Regions from separate parts of the Homo sapiens genome. Here region 1 is linked to region 2. Evidence: chromatin contacts called from ENCODE Hi-C or POLR2A ChIA-PET data. All regions are on one chromosome and are shown on one strand. Each heading gives the region's core, a stretch centred on a gene start or an enhancer-like site at or near the end of the contact. The rest is flanking DNA. Distances are from core to core; before and after follow the strand shown. Region 1 overlaps CFAP57 (cilia and flagella associated protein 57). Region 2 has its middle 74 kb from the start of CFAP144.

Region 1 (6,845 bases), core at 386-2,885, 130 kb after region 2:
CACTGTTTTAGACAATGCCCATAGGCATGGACTTTTCCATGTTCTATTCCAAATAAAGTCAGCCCCCTCAAGCAGAGCTGTAGAGCTCCCTGTCTTAGCACCTGACTTTCCCACAGACAGAACCTTTGCTCCACTGCACCAGAGCTGGGGCGGGGACCTGCTTTTCCAGGAGTAACATCCTCACTTCTGTGAGTGACACTTGAGGTGTGTGCGTGTGTGTGCACATGCGTGTGTATGTGTGTGTGCACGTATGTAAGCCCCTGGTCTTTTTGGCTTGCCCTTCATGGCTTGGAACTTTCACTCTATAAGCAAACTGGGTCAGGAATCATTAGGGCACAGTTATTCTCAGTATGCTGAGCTTAGAGTGGAGTTTCTTCCAACAAGTGACAATGGGCCGAGGGGAAGAGAGTCTGAGCCCTCTTGGCCACACCTGCTTGGAATAGAGCTTCTGCAACATGGGGCTGGGGTAAGAATAAGAAATCCCAGCAGTTTCCCTTTCCAGACCGAAACCATAGCCCAAGATCAGGAGCTATGGGGAGAGGGAGTCGCTTATCTTGGCCACATCTGCCCAGAGTGCACAGCAGTGAAGTTTCTGGAGCTGAGGCCGTAACAGAGCGAGTCATGGCTTAAATGCAGCAGACTCTGTTCTTACTGGGATTGAGTAGATTTTCTTGAATAAATGTTTTTCCATTTGCTGTATTCCCTGAGGACAATTTCCAGAGACATTTTATTTATTTTATTTTAGACAGGGTCTCACTCTGTCACTGAGGCCAGAGGGCAGAGGTACACTCATAGCTCACTGCAGCCTCAGCCTCCCCAGTTCAAACCATCTTCCTGCCTCAGGCACATGCCACCATGCCCAGCTTATTATTTTTATTTTTATAAAGACAGGGTTTCACTATGTTACCCAGGCTATTCTCAAACTGCTGGGCTCAAGTGATCCTTCCACCTCAGCCTCCCAAAGTGTTGGGACTACAGATGTGATCCACTGCACCCAGCCTTCTAAAGACTTTAAATGATTATTTTTTATCATATTTACCAGTTAACCTACATTGTCAGAGAGAAGGTCAAGTTGAGGTTCTTACCGTGCCATTCCAGAAGTCCACTCTCTCTGTGCTATTTTTGCAAGTTTCTGTGAATACATAATTATTTCAAAAATGTTTTGAAAAAACAGCAATAATTGGTTGGTTCTAGCCTTAAGAAACCTGTAGGATTCAGTCTTTACGTTCATAAAGTGAAAAAGAAATGAGAGTGTTTCATCTTCAGTAATTTGCAAGCGTCATAGAAAACAGAATGTGAACGTTCACAAGAAGCTATGTTTTGTGCTAACAGAAGGGCCTACAGCAGGAAAGGACGTTCTGCTCAGTCTAGTGGAGCACCTAAGGAGTTTGCACCCTTTTCTGTGTTAGGGTGTAAGTGTGTGTACACTCTTCACTGGATATGTCTTCCTCTCCTGCAGATTCGCTCAATTGTGTGGAATGCAGATGATAGCAAACTGATTTCTGGTGGCACAGATGGTGCTGTGTATGAATGGAATCTGTCCACAGGAAAGAGAGAGACAGAATGCGTGCTCAAGTCTTGCAGCTACAACTGTGTTACTGTCTCCCCCGATGCCAAAATTATCTTTGCTGTTGGATCAGACCACACCCTCAAGGAGATTGCAGATTCCTTGGTGAGTCTGCCCCTGCCCCGCCTCTGGGCTGGTGCACGGATCTGCAGGGACAGCTTCCCGTGCTTACAGCACAAAGTATGCACGGAATGAGGGCCTCTGCATACAGGGCCCCTTCTTCCCAAGATAACATCAGGCTCCTCATTCCTTTTAGATTAGCTCAGTTATCGTCACTTCCTGAATTTCCTGCCTAGTTTCCTTCCTGACTGGGTGAAATTGTAAATTGCGGGGCTCTTTTTCATTTCCCTTTTACTTGCTGTCTGTAACTTCTCTCCCACCTTCCAGGCATGGAGGTCATGTCATCTCTAAACTGTACTCTTACCCTTGGTCTGCACTTACATTCCTGGGGTAAAAACCTAACTACGGTATGCACTGAGTAACACCAATGATGGACCACATGGACTGTAAGATTGTAATGCCATAAGATTATAATGCCAAATGTTCACTGTACCTTTTCTGTTTAGATACACAGATATTTTCCATTGCGTCACAGTTGCCTACAGTATTCAGCATAGTCACATGCTGTTCAGGTTTGTAGCCTCGGAGCAGTAGGCTCTACCACATAGCCTAGGTGTATAGTAGGCTGTCGCAGCTAGGTTTGTGTAAATACACTCCGTGATGTTTGCGTGACAAAATAGCCTAACCATGTATCCCATATCAAGCGATGCATGACTGTGCAGTGAGCTGCTCTCACCTAGGCTTGCCACTGTATTCTTTTGAAATCCCCAAACTCTGAAACCGTACAGTTACATTGGGCTCCAAATAGTGAAGGGAAAAGAGAGGAGCTCAGCAAGGATGCATCATACAAACATGGGCTGTGCGCTCCTCCAGCTGGTTCCTCCCACTTTTCCTGTGACTGGTGCCTGGGAAAGTGCGTAGATACCACGGCAGCAAGCTAGCCCAAGGCAGATCTCCCGTGGCTGGAACACAGCTGACAGTATGGTGACTCTCCTGTGTACCCCCGAGTAGCCTGGTCCTAATTCAATGGCAGCTATCAGTGCTGTGCCAGAATAAAGCCCCTTTAGGGCAGGGCCATCTTTTGCTCCTCTTGGCAGCCCTACTAGCTGGCACATTGTGTGGTGCACAGCATTCAATAAATGTGTGTGTAGGCATGAAAAAATGCTCATCATCACTGGCCATCAGAGAAATGCAAATCAAAACCACAGTGAGGTACCATCTCACACCAGTTAGAATGGCAATCATTAAAAAGTCAGGAAACAACAGGTGCTGGAGAGGATGTGGAGAAATAGGAATAATTTTACACTGTTGGTGGGACTGTAAACTAGTTCAACCATTGTGGAAGACAGTGTGGTGATTCCTCAAGGATCTAGAACTAGAAATACCATTTGACCCAGCCATCCCATTACTGAGTATATACCCAAAGGATTATAAATTATGCTGCTATAAAGACACATGCACACGTATGTTTATTGTGGCACTATTCACAATAGCAAAGACTTGGAACCAACCCAAATCAATGATAGACTGGATTAAGAAAATGTGGCGCATATACACCATGGAATACTATGCAGCCATAAAAAAGGATGAGTTCATGTCCTTTGTAGGGACGTGGATGAAGCTGGAAACCATCATTCTCAGCAAACTATCGCAAGGACAGAAAACGAAACACCGCATATTCTCACTCATAGGTGGGCATTGAACAATGAGAGCACTTGGACACAGGGTGGGGAACACCACACAACGGGGCCTGTCGTGGGATGGGGGGAACAGGGAGGGATAGCATTAGGAGATATATCTAATGTAAATGACGAGTTAATGGGTGCAGCACACCAACATGGCACATGTATACATATGTAACAAACCTGCACGTTGTGCACATGTACCCTAGAACTTAAAGTATAACAATAATAATAATAAAAGAAAAAAAAAATATGTGTGTAGGTGGGTGGGTGAATGAGTGCATGAATGAGTGAGGGAATGAAGGGGCGCTCTGATAGTACAGTAGTCCCACCTTACCCACAGTTTCAGTTACCTGTGGTCAACCAAGGTCCAAAAACAGGTGAGTACCATACTGTGAGTAAGATATTTTGAGAGAGAGAAATCACATTCACACAGCTTTTATACAGTATTCTTATAACCGTTCTATTTTATTATTAGGTATTATTTATCTCTTACTGGACCTAATTTATAAATTAAACCATATCATAGTTATGTACGTATAGGAGAAAACCATAGTATATATAGGGTTCAGTACTATCTGTGGTTTCAGGCACCACTGGGGATCTTGGAACATATCCCTCAAGGATAAGGGGAGACTAATGTATGGTTTTGCTTATGTAATGAGCATTAATAAATGCTTGCTGAATGCATTTATGAGCAATAGCCCATTCTCATTTTGAAATGCACCCATGCATAGCAGTCAAAGCAGAGACTGGAGCCCACCCAGGTACATGAGTTGAAGCAAATGCCTTTCACACAGATGGTCCGTCATCCATAGACTAGGGATAACAGTAACTGCCTCAGAGGGTTTCGTGAGGATTGAATGAGTTGCAACATGGAGAAGGCACAGAACAGTGCTTGGCACATAGTAAGTGCTATATGAATATCTCTCTCTATTAGTATTATTCCTAACTCATGAACCTGGTTATTTACCAGCAACACAACAAGGAATATCTAGTTTGCGCCTTTTTTTGTGCTAGGCACTATACCGGATGCCAAAAGGGGATAGAAAAAGCATTTTTTAAAGACAAGCCCCTAGGGATCTGTTAGAGCAGAGGGCGAGAGAGTATGGCACTGGGACGTGGGGGCCACAGCTCGACCCCTCACACTGAGCAGAGCTGCCTGTGTCTCAGATCCTTCGAGAGATATCGGCGTTTGATGTCACCTACACCGCCATTGTCATCTCGCATTCTGGACGCATGATGTTTGTGGGCACCTCGGTGGGAACCATTCGTGCCATGAAGTACCCTCTGCCTCTGCAGAAGGAATTCAATGAGTACCAGGCCCATGCCGGTCCTATCACCAAGGTGAGCAGGGCCCTCTCCCCAGGAACCCAGTCCCACACCTGCCTGCTACGTGCCTTGTTCATCCCTTCAACCTCCCAATGTCTTTTCTCTCTCCTTCTTCTCTCTTATTTATTCATCCATCATTCATTGAATCACCATCTATTGACTATGAATATACTCTTTGTTTAAACTACTTCCAGGAATTTAGCCTAGGAAATCATCAGAGATACACCTAAAAATGTATGTACAACGTTTTCACCATAATATTATGCATAATAAGGGGCCGTTTGGTGGATGCCGTAGCTGCCGTGAGTGTGGGCTGCACTTGACCACAGCTGCCTCCTCCTCCAGAGAATGCCCCAGACTGAAAGGAGCCATAGCCCTGAAGATTGGCCCCTACCTCTCCCTGAGGGTACAAAAGGCCACCCCAGGGGCAATACCATGAGTACACATTTGTAAATTGTCCTTCCATTCACCCTTCTCATAAAGTAGTATCTATGTTCAACAGTCAAAATGTGGAAGCAACCAAGCATCCATCGACAGACGAATGCATAAGCAAAAGATGGTATATCTATACAATGGAACAATACCCTGCCTAAAAAGGAAGGGAATTCTGCAATGTGCTACCACATGGATGAACCTTGAGGATGTTATGCTAAATTAAATAAGGCCAACCACAAAAAGATAAGTACAGTGTGATTCCACTTTTAGGAGATACTTGGAGCAGTCAGAATCACAAAGACAGAGTGGTGGTTGGCAGGGGCTGCAGGAAGGGGGAATGAGGAATGATTGTTTCATAGGTATAGAGTTTTGGTTTTACAAGACAAAAGGATTATGGGGGTAGTTGGTGGCAATGGCTGCACAACATTACAAATGTATTTAATAACATGAACTGTACACTTGAAAATGGTTAAGATAGCAAATTTTACAGAATATGTATTTTACGACAATTTTAAAAATGAAATAAAAAAGAATTATCTTGCACGCGAAATGGTTGCCAAGAAATCATAGCCAATAGTAAATTAAAAGTTATTCATAGTGCAAAAAAAAAAAAAGTAATGTCTATACCTACACTGGACCCCCCAAAAAACAGGCACTGGGAAGGTATGTGTCTCTTCTTCCTTACTCTCTCTTTCTGCAGATTGAATGACACAGCACCTGAGGTTTTGAGTTATATCCCAAACTCCTTAGTGGCTTACCTGCAACACTAGCTGTATTAAGAAAAGGTTTCTCATTATAAAACAGAACATTTCTGTACCAAGCCTGGGCCTTGGGTCCAAAGTAAATTACTACAACATATTCCACCTCTTCCCTTCAGATCTGCTAAGTTTTGTGGATAACATATTTATTTTTCTGATTATAGAAGCAATGCATATTTATTTTAAAAATAAAAATCCTTGCCAGGCGCAGTGGCTCACGCCTGTAATCCTAGCACTTTGGAAGCCCAAGGCGGGCAGATCATGAGGTCAGGAGATAGAGACCATCCTGGCTAACACGGTGAAACCCTGTCTCTACTAAAAATACAAAAAATTAGCCGGGCGTGGTGGCACGTACCTGTAGTCCCAGCTACTCGGGAGACTGAGGCAGGAGAATCGCTTGAACCTGGGAGGCGGAGGTTTCAGTGAGCCGAGATCGCACCACTACACTCCAGCCTGGGCAACAGAGCAAGATTCTGTCTCCAAAAAAAAAAAAAAAAATCCTCATAATGGTATCATCATTTCTTTGATGCATTTCCTTCTACATTTCCATGTGTGTGTGTTTTAAATAAAATTAAGATCATACTGTGAGGCCAGTCTCGTGGCCTGCTAGTTTTTAACTTCACACTACTGTAAGCGTTTGTCCATACAATTAAATATTCCTCAGAAGCATGATTTTAGTAGCTACACAAATATCCTATCCTATGATGGACTGTAACTTACTATTCTCTTGCAATTAGGCATTTAAATTATCTTATGATCTATAGTGAACAGCCCAGTTTACAAATTTATATGTGCATCTCTGATTCTCTCCTAAGACTAAATTCCTAGAGAGAGAATTCCTGAATTCAAGAGTATTGCTATTCTCAAGATTCTTGACACATACTGCTGATTGTGAGAAGACATTTTTCACAGTTAATCCTTTTGTTTTAACTTTTTATCTTGAAATACTTATAGGTTTAGAGGAAATTTTAAAGATGGCACAGAGTTCCCGTGTATCCCTCAATCAGTTTC
Region 2 (5,977 bases), core at 1,293-3,792:
AGCAGGGCTGCAGGAAGGTGGGCAGAACCCCCTCCACTGAGTGGCCTTGAGTTTGTTCCTGGGTGACCAGCACCTGAAAAACCATTTTCAGAGGAGGATTGGTGGGATGGGGAGGAGACTGGGGAGAGATGGGGCTCAGCTTCTGACAGCCTGAGGGTAGTGGGGTGGGGCCCGGGAGAGATTTGGGAAGCTCAGGTCACTCATTGCTCGTGGTGCTGGAAGTTGCTGGTTTGGGTGAGGTCATGCACCAGCCTAAGAGAGAGGAAAGGTGCCCTGCAACCCAGGGAACCCCTTTTGAGCCAGACCCTTGGGAGAAGCAGCAGCCACAGGGGCTAAGGAAACCAAGGTAAGCAGTGGTCAGAGAAGGTGAGGGAAGAATGTGCTTCAAGGAGGGAGCAGTCAAGACAGCCCCGTCTGGGGAAACAGCCAGGTGAGGAGGTAGAGGTGGAGGAAAAGGCAGCACAGAGGCCATGGGCTTTGGCATTGAAGAGGCCACCTCTGTAGAATCTGCTTTGCAGAAGAGGGAACAAAACCCAAGCTGCGGCTAGATGAGGGATTAATTAATGGGATGGGGAAGTGGAAACAGAGGCAGGTGTCCTGTGACTGCTCAGCAGCTTGGCTGAGGAGAAGGGGGAACGATTTGTGGCAGCCAGACAGGGGAGGTTCGGAGCCTTCTGGGGATGGGATGACAGGGGTGATATTCTCATATTTCCAGTGGAGAAACTGAGGCTCAGAGGGTTAAGAAGCTTGTGCAAAGTCACGATAAATTATTGGGGGAAGGCAGCCCAAGATCTCTGACTCTTAATGTAGTAATTTTCTAAATGGACAATTGAAATAGTGTAATACACACACACACACACACACACGGATATTAGTTCTGATCATAGAAGTAAAACATGTGCATGGGAGAAACCTAGAAACATGTGCAAAAATGTAAGAGAAAAACACAAAAATCACCTGTAATTCTACCACACAGAGATAAATGTTTTTACCATTGTGTGTCATGACTTTCTACTTTTTTCCTCTGCAAGTATACGTAAATACATACTGGGATCATGTTGCACAAGGTGTTTTGTAAATCCCTTGTTTCATTTAGTAACATAGCATAAATGCTTTTCCATAAGAATAAATATTCCTTGAGAATTTTTTTTTCTCTTTTAGCTCACAGTCTAGGCAGGAAGATAAGACTTACAGATGGGATTCTACAGTAAGCAGTCAAGCAAAATTCATGAGGTGGTGGCGAAGTGGCTGCATCCCTGGACTGGGAGCACAGTGAGCTGGCTCTTTGGCTTCTGACTTGTCCACTGATTGGTTATGTGGCCTTCAGCACACATAACGTATTTGGGCCTCAGAATCCCAGATATCTCCAAAGGGTTATCAATGAGTCTCTCAAGGCAAGCTGTCATGATGACAAAAGTGTTGAGGGAGAGTCTTAGAAAATGAAACCATGCCGGGCACGGTGGCTCACACCTGTAATCTTAGTATTCTGGGAGGCTGAGGTGGGTGGATCACCTTAGGTCAGGAGTTCAAGACCAGCCTGGCCAACACGATGAAACCCCATCTCTAAAATACAAAAATGAGCTGGGCATGGTGGCACGTGTCTGTAGTCCCAGCTACTCGGGAGTCTGAGGCAAAATAATCACTTGAACCCAGGAGGCGGAGGCTGCAGTGAGCTGAGATCACACCACGGCACTTCAGCCTGGGCAACAGAGCGAAACTCCATCTCAAAATAAAACCCAACAACAACAAAAAGGAAATGAAACCACATTATCATCATGATTCCGCAGGTCAATTTCTTTATCTGAAACTTGGGAAGCGTGTTTACCTACCTTGCCTGCCAGGATTGGTGATAATCAAATTAGATTAATTATTATTTTTTTTGAGACGGAGTCTCGCTCTGTCACCCAGGCTGGAGTGCAGTGACATGATCTCAGCTCACTGCAGTCTCTGCCTCCTGGGTTCCAGCAATTCTTCTGCCTCAGCCTCCCAGGTAGCTGGGATTACAAGCATGTACCATTACGCCTGGCTAATTTTTGTATTTTTCATAGAGACAGGGTTTCACCATGTAGGCCAAGCTGGTCTTGAACTCCTGACCTCAGGTGATCCGCCCACATTGGGCTCCCAAAATGCTAGGATTACAGGCTTGGGCCACCATGCCCGGCCTAGATTAATTATGATGTCTAAAAACAACTAATATTTGGACAATGTTTTGCTGTTTACCCACATTATCTCACTTAATCATTCCAACAATCCTATGGGGTAGGTACTGTTTTTGTATTCTATGTTTCCGGATAAGGAAACCATGGCTTGGAGAGATGGTGTCACTTGCTCAAGGTCAAAGGTAGTGAGTGGTAGAGTTGGGATTCAAACGTAGCTCTCCTTGTTACTAAAGCCATGAATCTTTGCACTGTGCCATTGTGATGTGTGATGCAGGCCTGCAGAGCAGTAGAGGGACATGGAAAAGAGGAAAAGAGAAAAAAAAGAGTAGAAAGTCAAGCTGCTTCATCCTTGGTTTAGCCGTTGTCGTCCCAGGTACCAACATCTGTGGGGAGTTGCCGCCCCCTGGTGTTCTATATGTGATATGTCCTGGAAGGGAGGAGAGCTAGCAATCTGCTTGCTCCACAGTAAAAGTGGGAGGAAGGAGCTCAGAATACCCCAGCTTGTCCTTTTAGAGTCGGGACGGGGGGTGGTGGTGGGTGCATATTTCACCCAACAGTTCTGGGTAGAAGCTTGGTATATTTCAGCCCCTACTTGCTCCTTATCTGGGTGCCCTAGTGCAGGGTTAGTGGCCACTTTGACAATATTCTATTTCTGACTCAAGTGCTAGTTAGAAGGGTGTTACATCATAATTATTCTTTAAACTCTCCATTAATGTTTCATATGCTCTTCTGTATCTATGATACAACTCAATAGAAAAAATAGGATTTTTGGCAATTCTTAGGGAATAATTTTTACTCTGGGCCGAAAAAATTTGTCATTGGCATAGCATCAAATGGCAGAGTGGTACAGCCAACACCTGAAGATGTGTACTTTAAAGGGCTTTTTCACCTGTTACCTCATTTTACAGTACCATAGCCTTCCAAGGAAGGTATTTATTTTCATTTTACTTATGAGAAAATAGGCTCAAGATTCCCCCGACCCCGCCATCCACCTGTCTGAAACCAGGAAACTTTCCAGAATCCCACACTGCCCCATTGTGGCAGCCCTTATGGCTCACTCAGTAAATAGGCCATAGTGGCATGCCCAAATGAGATCCATGTTGCCTCCAAAATCTAATGTGATGCTTCTTTCTTTGTGATGGGAGATGCCAGATGCAACAACTATCCTTAATCTTACAAGGGATATTTTCATGTTCACCTTATAAACGATATTTTGATGTGCTAGAGAGCTCTGGAAGCAAGAAATTTCACTAAGGTGGTAGATTCCTTAGTTTTTGTTTGGGATTTGTTCCATACCATCTGGTATATATGTGTCTTACCAGCGTGTCTAGGGTATCAAGTAATACTCACCTAGTCCAATCAATATGATTTTATCGTGTAGTAGGCCAGCATGATCTCCTATGAAATGGGGAAATTATTAGGTCCTAGCAGGCTAGAGTTTGATAGAGGGCTGGACAGTTGATATAGCTTTGAGTGAAGAAAGTGAAGTTGTATTGTTAACTCCACCAGGTAAATGCATTCTGCTTCTAGAGGTCCCTACTGACTGACATTCCTAGCTCTCTGTCTTTGGATATCTTGTTCTATAGTGTACCAAGGATGTTTTGGCCTTTCTCCTTAATGTAATATAGGCCACCATTAAGTCCAAGTTTCAGTTAGCCAGCCCAGTAAGCTGTTATAGCCACTATCAGTTTCTTGAGCTAACATATCTGTATCAATGAATTCAGTGCAATCAAAAATTACATTTTTCTCTCTCTCTGGTATAACACTCTTGTAATCCACTTCCCTAAATATTTCCCAGGCTTTTACTAGTATAGCCTTGCAAAATGTATACTGGCAAAACCTTGCAGTTCTTTTGGTGTTTTTGATATCTATTCTTCTTTTTTTTTTTTTTTTTTTTTTTTGAGATAGAATCTTGCTCTGTCACCCGGGCTGGAGTGCAGTGGCGCGATCTTGGCTCACTACAACCTCCATCTCCTGGGTTCAAGCAATTCTCCTGCCTCAACCTCCCGAGTAGCTGGGATTACAGGCACCCACCAGCTAATTTTGTATTTTTAGTAGAGATGGGGTTTCGCCATGTTGGCCAAGCTGGTCTCGAACTCCTGACCTCAGGTGATCCACCCGCCTCGGCCTCCTGAAGTGCTGGGATTACAGGCATGAGCCACTGCGCCTGGCCCCCTATTCTTTGTTAATTTGTATAAATTTAAGGTTGTACAAGTGTAGTTTTGTTACATGGATATTTTGAGTAGGCAAAATCTGGGCTTTTAGTGTATCCATCACCTGAATAGTGTACATTGTACCCATTAAGTAATTTCTCATCCCCCACCCTCCTCCCACTCCTCCACCCAATGTCTATCATTCCACACTCTATGCCCATGTGTACACATTATTTAGCTCCCACTTGTAAGTGAGAACATGTGTTATTTGACTGTTTCGGAGTTGTTTCACTTAGGATAATGGCCTCTAGTTCCATCCGTTTTGCTGTAAAAGACATGATTTCATTCTTTTTTTTTTTTTTTTTAATTTGAGACAGAGTCTCGCTCTGTCGCCCAGGCTGGAGTGCAGTGGTGGGATCTCGGCTCACTGCAAGCTCCGCCTCCCGGGTTCACGCCATTCTCCTGCCTCAGCCTCCGGAGTAGCTGGGACTACAGGTGCCCACCACAACGCCAGGCTAACTTTTTGTATTTTTAGTAGAGATGGGGTTTCACCATGTTAGCCAGGATGGTCTCGATCTCCTGATCTTGTAATCCGCCCGCCTCGGCCTCCCAAAGTGCTGGGATTACAGGTGTGAGCCACCGTGCCTGGCCAATTTCATTCTTTTTATGGCTGCATAGTATTCCATTGTGTATATATACCACATTTTCTTTATTCAGTCATCCATTTGGTTCCTATTCTTGAGTCACACTTTGTAGTCCGGTAGTCCTTCTTTCTCTTTGGATCTACTGTGATTTGAGTATTATTATGTGCCTGGAAGGAATGATGGATCATGCATATGGATTTTGAAAAGAATCAGTATGCCTCTTCAAGGTGATTACCTCTAGAAAGATAACTATAGAATCTTCTGGAAAGGGGCAGCTAACACCTTCAGATGAGAGGAAGGGCTGGTTTTCATGGCAAAAGAGAACTAGTATAATTTGGGGGCTCAAGGGGGTTTAAATCTACCGAAATGCCCCTATTACAATTCTCAGAATCTGTCTTTTTCTATCAACAATATAACTTTATATTTAAAAAGCAAGGCTGTGAATTTAATTTATATGTAATTTAGTCAACCACAGGAACAGATTCTGGTTTTCATAAATCTAGACTTTGCACTACAAAAAATAAGGGATTCCCTCAAGTTGGTCATATTTTCTGGCTTTCTACCTATGTAGCCAGCTGAGAATTTAAAGCTCTGACTTTGCCATATTATTTCTCCAACATGCTCAGAAGAAGCCAGCCCGTCCTATAGTCTTTGTATTCCTTATTTCTATCATAATGTTCTTTTTTAAATCTATTTTTTATTCCTCCTTTCTTTGCCAACCAAGAAGCAGCACTGGAATTTTTATGATAATGTTCTATTACTATAGCTACTTAGTAATAAGTAGCTTATTAAGGTAATTTTACACAGTATTTAAAATAATATATGCAACCCATCATGTGAGGTCAGGTGTGAAATTCTCCTCTTGTGGCGTCATGTTAGAGCTCAAAAAGTTCTAGGCGTTAGACAATTGTGGATTAAGCTACTAATTACTAGCCTTGTCATTGATAGGTCCTTGATTATAACCATTTGTAGGTAATAATTTAAGTAACTGCATTAATGTTGCATCCCATGGACTAGCAGT

What was found. A loop is a pair of places that touch in the nucleus more often than their neighbours do. ChIA-PET counts read pairs that join two places held with the same protein, here RNA polymerase II (POLR2A). Pooled maps may share reads with other maps.
Region 1: a map of PC-9 shows a loop between it and region 2 (5-fold over the local background). The contact joins two enhancer-like sites. A Hi-C loop is called at or near these places in 2 of 168 maps with a recorded cell type or tissue (PC-9 and mammary epithelial cell) and 2 of 50 pooled maps. POLR2A ChIA-PET finds 5 or more read pairs at or near these places in 2 of 52 experiments (A549 and H1).

Annotation. Positions count from the first base shown.
Region 1 is chr1:43,205,261-43,212,105 of GRCh38, forward strand. It overlaps CFAP57 (cilia and flagella associated protein 57), which reads left to right. Exons shown (of 23, transcript NM_001378189.1): 10 at 1,460-1,672; 11 at 4,483-4,656. It overlaps LOC105378685 (a long non-coding RNA gene), which reads right to left. Exons shown (of 5, transcript XR_007066041.1): 3 at 6,190-6,307; 4 at 1,086-1,132. Among named protein-coding and RNA genes, the nearest start is that of CFAP57, 36 kb to the left of the region's middle. RefSeq lists an enhancer at 933-2,132. Within about 2 kb of position 1,636, at least 14 of the 41 ENCODE cell types and tissues checked have a DNase peak (open chromatin) inside an H3K27ac peak, as active enhancers do.
Region 2 is chr1:43,071,254-43,077,230 of GRCh38, forward strand. No RefSeq gene overlaps it. Among named protein-coding and RNA genes, the nearest start is that of CFAP144, 74 kb to the right of the region's middle. RefSeq lists a silencer at 2,634-2,683. Within about 2 kb of position 2,543, at least 3 of the 41 ENCODE cell types and tissues checked have a DNase peak (open chromatin) inside an H3K27ac peak, as active enhancers do.